2 separate regions of the Homo sapiens genome follow, and region 1 is linked to region 2. A link is a loop called in an ENCODE intact Hi-C map of the cell type or tissue named here. Cell type or tissue: Calu3. All regions are shown on one strand. Each heading gives the region's core, and the rest is flanking DNA. Links, peaks and the distances in the headings are about the cores only. Region 1 holds the start of FAM185A (family with sequence similarity 185 member A). Region 2 overlaps FBXL13 (F-box and leucine rich repeat protein 13).

Evidence for each region. Hi-C counts contacts between places; a loop is a spot of excess contacts. Peaks named below come from ENCODE experiments on the same cell type or tissue, not always from the same donor. Only the 100,000 strongest peaks of a DNase experiment are listed, where the experiment ranks them.
Region 1: it touches region 2 in a loop (8-fold over the local background); 56 of 110 quality-filtered maps call a loop at or near these places.

What each region holds. Positions count from the first base shown.
Region 1 is chr7:102,747,384-102,752,497 of GRCh38, forward strand. It overlaps FAM185A (family with sequence similarity 185 member A), which reads left to right and starts at 1,616. Exons shown (of 8, transcript NM_001145268.2): 1 at 1,616-2,275; 2 at 4,309-4,418. The coding sequence starts at 1,825. It also overlaps the pseudogene RASA4DP. RefSeq lists silencers at 1,306-1,395, 1,436-1,605 and an enhancer at 1,339-1,633. In Calu3, for the core only: no CTCF peak of the experiment used is centred there; DNase peaks (open chromatin) are centred at 1,438 and 1,888.
Region 2 is chr7:103,062,097-103,070,868 of GRCh38, forward strand. All of the region lies in intron 1 of FBXL13 (F-box and leucine rich repeat protein 13), which reads right to left. Among named protein-coding and RNA genes, the nearest start is that of FBXL13, 8.3 kb to the right of the region's middle. RefSeq lists a silencer at 3,606-3,900. In Calu3, for the core only: a CTCF peak has its summit at 3,779 (motif pointing left); a DNase peak (open chromatin) is centred at 3,765.

The DNA of each region.
Region 1 (5,114 bases), core at 1-2,500, 320 kb before region 2:
ATTATTCTGAATAATTATAACCAATGAAACACAAAGACAAGAAAAGAACTATTGCAGTGGGCCCTTGCTGAACCTGAGCTAGCACCTATAATGAGTGAGTCTTCACCAAAAGAATAAGGAGGGAGGAAGGACTAGAAGGACAGAAAAGAGGCAATGATAACTTAAGAGAACACTGAATTTTTAAAAATTTTAAAAAGGTAGTGGCTAGCAGAGAACCTGAGACTTGTACCCATGAGAACTTTAGCCCAGTCTATCTATCACGATAGCCCCAAGAATTCTGGTCATTGTACTTGGGTAAGGGCTTCTATTTTTTAAGGCACTTGCATTTTATGAAATGTTAGTGTTTGCAGGTGTCTTGGCTAAATAATTTAGGGAATACATTTTAGGAGGAAGTAGGGGCACAGAGGGGGAGAGAGAAACCAGGCAGGAAAGAAGAAAAAAAGAAAAAAGAAGAAAATAAATCTTTCTGTTCCCATTATTTTACTGCCTATAGAATTATAAAAGGTAAACACACACACACACACACACACACACACACACACACCCCTTATAGGGTCATTTAGAACCATCTTTCTTCATTTTAAAACTAAAGAAACAGGTCTAGGTGACACAGATGAAGCAGTGGCAGAGCCAGGAAAATAACCTGACCCTTGTCCCTGCTCTTTCCACCGCACCATGGTGACTCTCTTTTTTGTGTCTTTTTTTTTTTTTTCACTCTAAAACTGAGGATCATTTGTAGTCAAAGAGATCAATGCTATTCTCAAAACAAGTTCTGATCTCTCATAATTTTCTTGGTAACTCAGAATCAATGTTAAGTACGTTGAAATAAAAATACAGTTCTTTACACGGTAATTTTGTAGACTGTGCACCACGGTCCCATCCATTTTCTTACTTGATCCTTACAAAAACCCTTTGAGGCAAGGCAAGGAAGGTATTATTATCTACATTTTTAAAGTGAGCAAATTAAAACCCAAAGTAAGGTCACTTAGGGTCAGGACGGAGCAAGTACTCTATTCCTATATTTGGAATATAGGAGGGAATACACTTCCAAAGAGGCAATTCCCTCAAAAAGCACCAATCTTGCTCTTTACTTTCTTACCAAGGCATTCTCCATGCCCTGGAGATGCCCTCACTAAGTTAGTGAAGCTTGGATGTTGACATCCACAGAGGTTACTCCTAGTTTGCACCTAGTTGTCATCTTAAAAAGCGCAGTTTCTTACCCCTTCCCTTGGTCCTGATCCTTATTTAGGCTCCTATTTTTCTCTTTGGGATTTGGCGTCCTGGGTCTCACTCCAAAGCTCCACCCTCTCCAACCAAGAAGTCGCGTGCTTGGTATCCAAGGTGACCACGCAGCTTTACCCGCGTTGCCCCTTCCGTGCTTCCCATTGGCCAGTGGACTCCCATGTACCGCCCCTCCAATAGCCAATGGTCTTGAGACAAAGGGCGCCCGCCTTTCCAGCGATTCTAACACCTACCCTCTTACCCGTGCTCCCCTGCGCATTGCCTCCTGGGAAATGTGGTTTCTAAGAGGCAGAGCTCTGCGACTTAGAACTACCTATCCCGTCGGCCTTAGCGAAAGGGGGTGGACTTAGGCAAGGGGTCCAGGTCAGAGTTTAGAGCTTTCAAATCCCAACTTGCCCCTGGGGATTGCGCGGCTGATGTTTAGAACGCCTAGTCAAGCCAACCGGCTCGCTCTTGTTTCAGCAAACCCTGACTTACGTCTCCTATTTGACTTGAGGCGGCACAGTGGCCAAGTCGATTGGCCGTGGCAAGTGACCCTCCCTGTGGCTGAAGTGTTCTGAGGACTGGCGAGAGAGGCGCGCCATGCTTGCCCCCTGCTCAGGTTGGGAGCTTGGCTGCTTCCGTCTCTGTCTCCGTCAGGTCCGACTGTGGGCTGGCGCTGGGCGCTGGGCTTGCTGGGCTTGCCAAGCCAGGCCGTACAGCTCAGGTGGGAGCGAGCGCTGGCCCGGATCGGAGACTGAGGTCCCTCCGCCTGGCCCGGGGCGCCGAACTCTGAAGGAGTGGACACTGCAGGTGAGCCCGTTTGGTCGGCTGCGGGCGCGGCTCCCGTGCCACCTGGCCGTGAGGCCCCTGGACCCCCTCACCTACCCGGATGGCGACCGCGTGCTGGTCGCGGTGTGCGGCGTGGAGGGCGGCGTGCGGGGCCTGGACGGCCTGCAGGTGAAGTACGACGAGGATCTGGAGGAGATGGCCATTGTGTCTGATACTATCCACCCCCAGGCGTCCGTGGAGGTGAACGCGCCCCTGAAGTTTGGCAAGTGAAGTGAAGTGAAAACGGGTTTGGGTCCCAGGGAACGCACAGTGAACTTAATAAATGTGGTCGACGTGCACTTTTAATTGGTCCTGGCTCTCTAAACCTAATTTACAGTTGGCCCCTTCGGAAATGCACCTTTTCCTCTGTTCTGTTCTTGAGTGTCCGAGTAGTATTTAAAAATTAGGTTCCCAATTATAGAAATTTTATACATCGAATGGAAACATGATTTGGTATAATCCAGGTCAAATTCTATTTCTGGAGCCGCTTGTGTTCTCCTTTATCCCGTTGTCATTAGCAAACTGGCTTATTTTTCAAGGTTGAAGTTTCTTGACAATTCATTCAATGGTATGGCAGTCCATCTACATTTCATCTTGCTCACAGCCTGGGGGTCTGTCCCAAAACAGCCCTGTCAATAGGATGTTCCGGGTATCACCTGGTTTGAGTATTTGGTTTTAGACGGGCGCCCAGCTTCTTACTGTTATATTTCCATTCTTTTTGGCCTAAGTTTTCCATGAGTAGCAAGCTTTGAAGAAAAACACATGGTAAGCCTGCCTAGGAAGCTTCAATAATAATGCCTGCAAGATACCTTTCTTAGCTTTTCCTAAATGGCAAGCCACTGTGTACACACACTTTTCTAGGAAGGGCTCCCCAGACTGTCATTCTTCCTGGGACTGATGGAAGATATTGATGATGATGATGATAGTAATAATAATAGCATTTAGCATTTTTAAGATCATCTTTTATAATGCTTAGAGTTGCCCAAATAGTAGATGCCGTAGTCCTCCCTTATCCACCGTTTGGCTGTCTCAGTTTGTTACCTGCCTCAGCTGTTGTAGGAAAATATTAAGATATTTTGACAGATCACAGTAATATAACTTTTATTACAGTATATTGTTATAATTGCTGTATTTGTTATTATTGTTCATCTCTTACTATGCCTAGTTTATAAATTAAACTTGATCATTGATATGTATACAGGAAAAAACATAGAATATATAGGATTTGGTACTATTTGTGGTTTCAGGAATCAAGTGGGGGGGCGGGTCTTGCCTACTTTAAGAGAAATCATCAATATTTATGTTAATTCCAAATTAAATATCAGCGTTTTTAATTTTTAAAATTTGTATACAGAGATGCCTGCAGTTACATCTTAAATAGACAGCCAAGGATGGCATTTGTAATTCCTTATTTTCCAAACTTGCTTCATATACCACTGCCATTTGTCCACAATCTTGTGGGGTTTTTTGTTTGTTTGTTTTGGTTTTTTTTGAGACTGCATCTCACTCACTCTGCCACGCAGGCTGGAGTACAGGTGCACAATCATGGCCCACTGCAGTCTTGACTTCACGGTTTTAAGCAATCTTCTCGCCTCCACCTCCTGAGTAGCTGGGACTACAGGTGCATGCTACCATGCCCGGCTAATGTTTTTGTTTTTTTGTAGAAATGGAGTTTTGCTACATTGTCCAGGCTGGTCTTGAACTCCTGGGCTTCAAGCAATCCTCCTTCCTCGGCCTCCCAAAGTGCTGGTATTACAGGCATGAGCCACTGCTCATGGCCTAATCTTGTAGTTTTAATAGTATATATTAGCTTTTTCAAAGTTGTTCCCATTTTTAAAAAATTACTTCAAATACCTGTGATATAGTTGCATGGTAATATTTTCATTTTTTAAGTATGAAAGGTTAGACATAGGATTTGAAAACCTAAGTCATGATCATATATACTGGGGAAGAGGCTTCTACAGTCTTTCACAGGAGTACTTAACAGAATCGTAGTCTCCTTTACTTCCCATCTATGTTAGTTCTCTTTAGGTGATTTAGGCCAGTAGAAATAACTGCTCTGTTTCTAAAAACGGGCAGAAAGGCTATTGTTTTTGGTCCCGTTGCTGTGGTAGAAGACCCCTTACCTTTACAGTATGCACTTTCCAGGATTCAGCAATATTACGGACATAACTGAGGAGTTGGGTTTCTAGGTTAAAATGCTTTGGAGCTTATAAACTGCAGTACTAACTTGCTTTTTTCTTTTTTTACTTCTAGGTTTAGATATCAAGTCATCAGGGTCTGGCTGTGTAAAAGTTCAAAGTATTGAGGGTGATAATTGCAAAATTGAAACAGAGCATGGGACTAGTATCTTGCAGTCTGTTAAGGTATAGCATTTTTCTAATTTTATTTCACTATTATTTTTTTAAAAGCCTTAAGCTATGAATCGTACTATCAAACTCAAGAGATTCTTCTGTTTTTCAGAACATTGTCATTCATTCATCTCTCAGAAAGTCCTTGGCAAACATTTTGCCTTGAAATCAGTTCTAGTAAAGTACAGAGGTTATAGCAGTTTTGAGGTTTTGCCTCAAATTTCTTTTGGATTTAATTTCAAAGTGTACAGTGAAACTAATAGTATTTTCCTAGTATTCTGAAATCTTACTAAAGAAATTTTAGTTTCCACAAATGATTTTCTTCCATTTTATTAAAGAGTAAGGAAGAATCTTTATGCACTATAAATGTGCTTAAATATTAGATGACTTTAATCACATTTTTAATGTACCAGGTAGCTCATTACTTAAGGATTAAGTAGTTATTTGTGCAAAGTAACATATGATTCATCTTGTTTTGTAATTAAAATTTTTTTTTTTTTTTTTGAGATGGAGTCTTACTCTGTCACCAGGCTGGAGTGCAGTGGTGCAATCTCAGCTCACTGCAACCTCTGACTCCCTGGTACAAGCAATTCTCCTGCCTCAGCCTCCCAAGTAGCTGGGATTACAGGCATGCACCACCACACTCAGTTAATTTTTGTATATTTAGTAGAGACAGGGTTTCACCATGTTGGCCAGGCTGGTCTCGATCTC
Region 2 (8,772 bases), core at 2,829-5,328:
GCAGATCTGGTTTTGCAAACTCTTTTCATCTTCCCTAAATGCTAAACTGAAATTGGAGCTCACCATTTGAAGAGTACTTTCTTCCTCTCAGATACAATCACTAGGTGTATCTGCTTAATGTTTTTGTAGACCATAATATCTAGCTCATCTTTGGTCCCTGTGGGGCAGTCCTTGTTTGTCTGTAAACAATGTACTGACTTCTACCTAGTAGAAAATTGAGGGAGAAACTAGGGTTTCTATGTTATTTCTGGATGACCCACTGTCTGAAGGTCTACCAATAAGGCTTTATTATATGAGTTCCTATCTTAATAATCTCTTTCAAAACACAAATGCCTTTGGGAAGGAGTATATCCAAAAATAGAGGGCACATTAAGCTAATTCCCACAGTGGTGGAAAGAGTATCTCAGAGTTCTGAGAGACAGAAATGAAGAATACAAGGAGAGTGAGGGATCGCAAGGCAATACTTAGTTTTCCTACAATTTCTACCTATCTTCAGGTGACTTAAAAAAAAAAAAACCTCTGAATTTCTAAAATATATTTTTCCTGAATCTTAATGATGAAATGTAAATATCTTCATCTCTATTTCTCCAAGATAGATTTCTATGAAAATATAGAATCAAAAGGTATATATTACAGATCTTCATACATATCTCAAAACTGTTTTCCCAAAAGGTATTATCAATGTATAATCTCATCCCAAATGGATAAATGCTCAGAGAGCTCAGGAGACAAGCTCAGGCTAGGGACAGCCTCAGAGTTACAGCTCCAAGTGGTTGAAGCCATTGAGGTGTTTTCAACTAGCACGTGGTAGAGACCCAGCAAATATTTGCTGATAGAATGTCCTAGTGTATCCCCCTCAGCTGACCACTCTTGCTGTTCCCCAGGAGAAAAGACTGGCTGGTGTCAAGAGCCTCATCTGTTCAAAAAATTAAGTTACTTGTTTAACTTGAATTGAACATAGAATCCAGTAGTCTTTAAGTTGGACATGTGAATCTCCAAGAGCCCACAAAGACTTTTGAAGGATTACATGGGCAAGAATAGTATAACGGAGTCCACTTTCAGATCTTCACCTTTCCTATGCAGGTTGGCCTTCTATATCCATGGGTCCTGCATCCATAGATTCAATCAACCACAGATCAAAAATATTTGAAAAAAAGTTTTATCTGCACTAAACACATACAGAATGTTTCCTCTTGTCATTATTCCCTAAATGAAACAGTATACCATCTACTTACATAGCATTTACATTGTATTAGATATAAGTAATCTAAAGATGATTTAAAGTATAGAAGAGGATGTGTATAGGTTATATACAAATGCTATGCCACTTTTTATCAGCCAACATCAGTCTCCAAGGAAGGTCTTGGAACCAATCCCCCATGGATACTGAGGGATTACTGTATTCTTTACTTAAACTGATCTGCCTGAGGACACAGTTTGCTATTTTCTTTTTCTACTTTTCTCTTTCACAATGGCTCTTCCTCCCACTCTAGAAAATAAAGCCCTCTATCACATCCATCTGGAATCTTACTATAAAGAAAACTGAAGCAGAGAGATTTGGAAATTTTCTCAGTCACCCAGTTAACAATTGGTGAAGCCTAGAATCAAACTTAGGCTTTTTTTTTTTTTTTTTTTTTCTGTAGAGACAGTCTCTCACTATGTTGCCCAGGCTAGTTTCAAACTCCTGGCCTCAAGGAATCCTCCTGCCTCACACTGCCAAAGTGCTGGAATTACAGTCATGAGCCATCATGTGGGGCCTAGGAAGGTCTTACAAATAAGAAATAATCCCCTCATCTTGCTTCAGATGCTTTAGGTTTCAAGTAACAAACTCAACTTAATACGTACTCTATTAGCTCCTACAAGAAATTCAAAGGTAGATGAAGCTTCAGTGTGGGTTTAACCCAGTGGCTTACTGATGTCACTAGGGCCTGGTTTCTTTCCATTTCCCCAACTGGCCTTTTGTGGAATCCACTTCATGCTAAAATTCTCTCTCCTTGTGGCCACACAGGTAATTGCCAATGTTCCCAGGACTAAGTGCTTCCCCATCAACATCCAGAGAGGGTATATCCAACCAGCATCCTGATCTAAATCAGCTTGGATTACATATTGCCCTCCCCCATGACCCTATACCTTCTGCCTCCCTGTCGTTACAAACATTATGGCCAGGGAAACTGAATGCACCGGTTGTTGCAAGCCAGTTGGGGTCCAACCCCAGAGATGGGGATAGACAGTTTTCTTGAAGCAAATGGGCTAGGTGAGGGAAGAGACAGCGTATAGAATAAGAATGTAGGAAATATTAGGAAGAGGGAAGTAGATGCTACGTAGGCAACTTGTAAATGCCCAGTAGACATCTGCTCCTGGAGAACATGGGAAAGGAAGAAGAAAAGGGGGTAATTACAGTAATTGAGATCCACTTACTGAGTGATGCTGTTGTGATCTATATCTTTTTAGAGACTGCTTTGAGATCCAACTTGATCTGACTCCCCTTATATGAACAAGCCAAGTATGGCAGATTATATTTTCCACAATGGCCATAACAGTATCTCCCATCCTCCATGTTCTTTTTGCAATGTGCCTTTGTTATACCTCCCATCATGAAATGGGTTCCATGTTCCCTCCCCTTGAATCTAAGTGAAAATAATGTTGACTTCCAAATCTAGATCATAAATAATGGTATAACTTCTACCTGGTTCTCTCTGGGGAGGTTTGGTCTTAGAAATCAGCTACCATACTGTGAGGAAGTCTAAGCAGCCCATGGGCAGGTCCAGATGAAGAGGAACCAAGCCTACTGGTTCACAGACCTGGCTGAACTCCCAGCCAACAGCCAGCACCAACTTGCTAGGCATGCAAAAGAAGATATCATCTTAAAAGTGGATCTTCCACCCCCTGCAAAACCTTGCCAAAATTTCAAATTTTTAAGCAAACTAAGTGATTCCTGTTGTTGTAAGCCACCAAGTGCTTTAACTGGTTGCATGTCACATGGCAATAGATAATTGACACACCAAACAAACAGAAAATGACTACACAGCCAAATCAAATCTGTCATTCCATCCATCCCTAGCAACATACATTCTGAAAAAAAAAGCCTAGCCATAACTATCTTTCATTTTAGATTTTTAAATTTCAAACATTTAGAAACAGTAGTATAGGGAACACTTATGTACCTATCACCCAGTTTCAACAATAATTATTCTGTGATTTTTGTATCATCTATATATCTACCCATTTCTACCTATTCTCAATTATAATTTAAGGTAAAATTTATATTATTTCAAATGCATAAATCTTATTAGTATAATTTTGATAATGAAAATACCCACACCCCGGGTGTGGTTTCTTTCCAACTCTCCGGAAAGTTCTCATGTCCCTCTCCAGTTAATCCTCCTGTATCACTCAGAGTCCAGTCAAGAGACAGAAATCACACCCGTGTTTTGAATAAAGAACAATTTATTCTATCTCATAAAGAGATTCTAATAAAGAATGCAATTCAAAGAATTACTAACTAGTAAAAAGAGAGTAACTACTAAGAGCAAAAGAGAACACTAAAGGACACCCTGTGGCTCAGACAGAGTACCCAAAGATGAAATAACCTTGGAAGGAGGGCAGCCACCTCCCCAAGGCTGAGATTCAGAGAATGTGGAGTGTGGCTGAGGTATAGTGGGGAAGTCCATTAGGTTGCCCTGAGACAGAGATAGTTCTCAGCCATGATGGTCCAAGGCTTGGTGAACAGGACCCCACCAGCTCACACTAGTGAGCAGACGCCCCCTGCTGGGGTGCCAATGGGCTGAGGCTGGTGAGCAAAACTTGCTGAAGAGTGGGCACCACTGGGTGCACCACACACATGCTCCTGGAAGCTGTGTCATGTGAACAAGAAGTGAGGAAGCACACAGGAACCAGGAACTGAAGTCCCTCTCCCTCCAGGGTCCCTCCAGCACTGACAAGGCTTAACAACATGCTAGCCCAAAGCAATGCCAAGGTCTAGATCATGACACCAGTCCAGCTTCTAGGTGTCAAGGGCTACTTTTCTCCTCCTCAATATTTCTGCAGTATTATAATCAGCTGTCTAGTTTTATGGGGAAAAAAATTTTAGACTTTAACTAAAATTGCATTGAATTTATACATTTTCTGGGAAGACATTACATGTTGTTATTTTCCCATTCATAAACACAGCAGAGTACTTCATTTCTTTAGGTCACCTTAAACATCTTTCAATAAAATTTTACAAATTCCTCCAAACAGGTCTTTCACATCTTGTCCTAAGAAACCTTATATTTTTTGTGGCTATTATGAATGTAATTTCTTTTTTTTTTTTTGAGACAGAGTCTTACTCTGTTGCCCAGGCTGGAATGTAGCGGTGCGATCTCGGCTCACTGCAAGCTCTGCCTCCCGGGTTCACACCATTCTCCTGCCTCAGCCTCCTGAGCAGCTGGGACTACAGGCGCCCGCCATCACGCCCAGCTAATTTTTTTTGTATTTTTAGTAGAGACGAGGTTTTACCTTGTTAGCCAGGATGGTGTCAAGCTCCTGACCTCATGATCCACCCGCCTCAGCCTCCCAAAGCGCTGGGATTACAGGCGTGAGCCACTGCGCCCAGCCTATGAATGTAATTTTTAAAAGCTACTGTTTAAAACTTTGGTTCTAGTGAATTGAAATGCAATTGATTTTTTAATATTCAGTGGAAGAATTTTGTGAGGATTTTTTTTTTTTTTTTTGAGATGGAGTTTCGCTCTCATTGCCCAGGCTGGAGTGCAATGGCGTGATCGCAGCTCACCGCAACCTTCGCCTCCTGGGTTCAAGAGACTCCCCTGCCTCAGCCACTCGAGTAGCTGGGATTAAAGGCATGCGCCACCACGCCCAGCTAATTTTGTATTTTTAGTGATCTTTCTCCATGTTGGTCAGGCTGGTCTTGAACTCCAAACCTCAGGTGATCTGCCCGCCTCGGCCTCCCAAGAATTTTTTTTTTTTTGTCTACTCTTTCACTGTGGGTGTAATGGAATTGTCAGAAACTGAAAATACTAGGAAATGTAGGACTATGGATATTGAGAGCCCATTTGACAACTGAGGATTGAATTTAAAGTGACACAATTCAGTTTAATTGTGTGTTCTTCCTTTAAATAATGTTCAGTTGCTCAGGGGTAAGCACGGACTGCTGGATATTTGAGTTTTACCAGGGATGGGTGTTTGTCACATCAATAGGACAGAGGGAGAAACAGGTAAAGGAGATAATCGTATTTGAAAGTGATCATAATGATGGTGTGGTGGCATTTTAAAAGCATGTCTGCAAATGATATTTCTTACATAAAGAGGTGGGGTTTAATTCCTCTCCTCTTGAATATGGATTAGTCTTAATAATCCACTTGTAATGAAGAGAATACAGTGAAAGTGATGTTGAGTAACTTCTGGGGCTAGGTTATAAAAGGAGATTTTACTTGGCTCTGTCTCTTGGACACCTGTTTTGGGACCCAGCCTCCACGCTGTGAGGAAGCTCAAGCTACATGGAGATGTTACACATAGATGTTCTACCTGTCAGTCTCAGGAGAGGTCCTCATCGACAGCCAGCATCAACTGCCAGGCATGTAGGTAAGGAAGCCTTCAAGATGATTTTAACCTCAGCCACTCTGACATGTAAGTGCATGAGGGATCTCAAGCAATAATATTCTGTCAACTCCCATAACTGTGAGAGGCAATAATAAAATGAATACTGTTATTTTAAATCACTAAATGTTGTAAAGACATTTAGGTAATAGACATCCACAATAATGATGAACCAAGGAATCTAAGATGGGTAAAGAGAGAAATAAGGACATAAGAGTAATATTTGACAGTGCAAAGATAATTGAATGAAATGGTGGTTTGAGTCAGTTGAAGAAGTGCTAGTGTAGAAGCTCCAATGTGAGTGAGCTAAGAAATTAAGAGATAAGTGGATGAAGAAATGGAGATTTCAGAGATGGTACAGCAATTTAGGATAAAATGGTTAAGAGTATGACCATAGAAGGACATGACTGAGGAACGGTGAAAGCAAAGATAACTGGAAGAAAGGTCAAGGATGTGAACGGAACATCCCTGTGAATACTGCGGGCACAAGAACAATGACAGGAGTAGAGAAAAAGGAAGATGGTGAGCCAGATGCTAATGCTACCAACAAAACATAGAGATTGGTACATAATGAAGACAGTGAGTGCTAAATCTGATGTTATGAACTACAAAGAAGCTGAGACTTTAGAAAAAGGAGGGAAGATACATAGTTTGGAAGTGGAAATGGGGAGCCAAGGAAGACACCTAACCTATCTCTAGATCTGAGGTAAACTGAGGAGTGAAACAAGACAGTCTCCCTAGGATTTCATATCTGAGTAGGATGTGGAAAGTCACCATGGTCCAATGACCCTGCTACAACAACTAGAAAAAAACAGACACATTACAAAAATCACATTTAAAAAAGATATTGGCGAGCCATGGAATTCCAGGGGAAGGAAATTTTTCTGAAGTGAGCTGACAATGCACAGCTGCTTTTTTTCCCTGGGAACGTGTGCCAGCTCTGGGTAGGAAAGAGGACAGGGCTGGGCCCAGGCAGAGAAAGTCTACAAATGGGAAGAGAAACCAATAGGCTTATGGTGGTGGCACGGGGGTAACATGACAGGTTAGAAACTTGAGGTGCCCCAAGTGTGGCCACTGTCTCCCATAAGGCAGTGAGTTCTGGGAGTGTTCACACAGGAGGCTGAGGAGCTAGAACATCAACTCCTACAAGGCAGAGTGAGTCTTTCATAATCTCAGGGAAGGAAGAGGAAGCCTGCCTCAAACATACAGCCAGCATAACCTTCAATGTACTTGCCAGATTTTAAAGTTGAGGGCCCACGGCCACCACGCCATCTGGGAAGTAAGGAGCACCTCTGCCCAGCCGCCCCACCATCTGGGAAGTGAGGAGCGCCTCTGCCCGGCCGCCCCACCGTCTGGGAAGTGAGGAGCACCTCTGCCCGGCCGCCCCACCACCTGGGAAGTGAGGAGCACCTCTGCCTGGCTGTCGCCCCCTCTGGGAAGTGAGGAGGCCCTCTGCCCTGCCGCCCCACTGTCTGGGAAGTAAGGCGCACCTCTCCCTGGCTGCCCCACAGTCTGGGAAGAGAGGAGCGCCTCTGCCCAGCCGCTGCACCTTCTGGGAAGTGAGGAGCGCCTCTACCTGGTTGCCGCCCCATCTGGAAAGTGAGGAGCGCCTTTGCCCGGCCGTTGTGCAACCCTCGAAGTGTGAAGTGGCAGCCTTGTGTGTGATTTTTATGCCCTCCCCAAGTTTGCATTTTTGATATTAAAGTTTACTTTTAAAAGTTTTAAATTGGGGAATATATATACATATATAAAAGTTGAGGGCCTAGAAGGGAAACTAAAGAGCTAAGCTTAAATACCTCCGAAGAGCAGAACCAAATCTCTCACAATCTTTCAGTCTGAGGAGACAGAGACTGGCTAGCTTCTCAATCAAAAGCCCAGAAGAGCTATGCCTGAGGAATAGGGATGAACCAGATGTAAACCGAACCCAAATAAATCCACAGTCCAAGCTCAACACAGATCAGTCCCTTCCTGGACTGAGGTCATGAGCTCTGTACCCTATACAGAGGAAAGGACGAACCTTTGCTGGCGAAAGAGTATATCATCTGGAACTTCTATTGTTCTTTTCTCACACAATGTCCAATAAAAATAAGAAATTACTAGGTATGGGCTGGGCGCGGTGGCCCACGCCTGTAATCCCAGCACTTTGGGAGGCCGAGGCAGGTGGATCATGAGGTCAGGAGATCGAGACCATCCTGGCTAACACGGTGAAACCCCGTCTCTACTAAAAATACAAAAAAATTAGCCGGGCATGGTGGCAGGCGCCTGTAGTCCCAGCTACTCGGGAGGCTGAGGCAGGAGAATGGCGTGAAGCCAGGAGGCGGAGCTTGCAGTGAGCCGAGATCCCGCCACTGCACTCCAGCCTGGGCGACAGTGCAAGACTCTGTCTCAAAAAAAAAAAAAAAAAAGAAATTACTAGGTATGTATGAAGGCAGGAAAATGTCTTGAATTATCAACAGAAGAAAATAAGCAATAGAAGCAGACCCACAAATGATCTGGATATTCAAGTTAACAAACAATGATTTAATTTTATGTATTTATTTTATTTATTTATTTTTTTAGAGACACAGTCTCACTCCATCACCCAGGCTGGAGTGTAATGGTGTGATCTCAGCTCACTGCAACCTCTGCCTCCTGGGTTCAAGCGATTCTCATGCCTCAGCCTCCCAAATAGCTGGAATTACAGGCGTGCACCACACCTGGCAAATTTTTGTATTTTTAGTAGAGACAGGGTTTCAGCTGGTCTCGAACTCCTGGCCTCAAGTGATCCACCCACCTCGGCCTCCCAAAGTGCTAGAATTACAGGCATAAGCAACAAACAATAATTTTAAAATAACAACCATCAACATGTGTGTTGATCCATTTTGCACGGCTATAAAGAAATACCTGAGGCCAGGTAATTTATAAAGAAAAGAGTTGTATGCGGCTCAGGGTTCTGCAGGGTGTACAAGAAGCATGGTGCCAGCATCTGCTCGGCTTCTGGCGAAGGCCTCAGGAAGCTTTTACTCACTGCAGAAGGCAAAGGGAGCCAGCATGTAACATGGGAAGAGAAGGAGTAAGAGAAACAGCTAGAGGGAGGCTCTTCTAAACAACCAGCTCTTGGGTGAACTAATAGAGGGAGAACTCACTAATTATCACAGGGGAGGGCACAAAGCCATTCTTGAGGGATCTGCCCACATG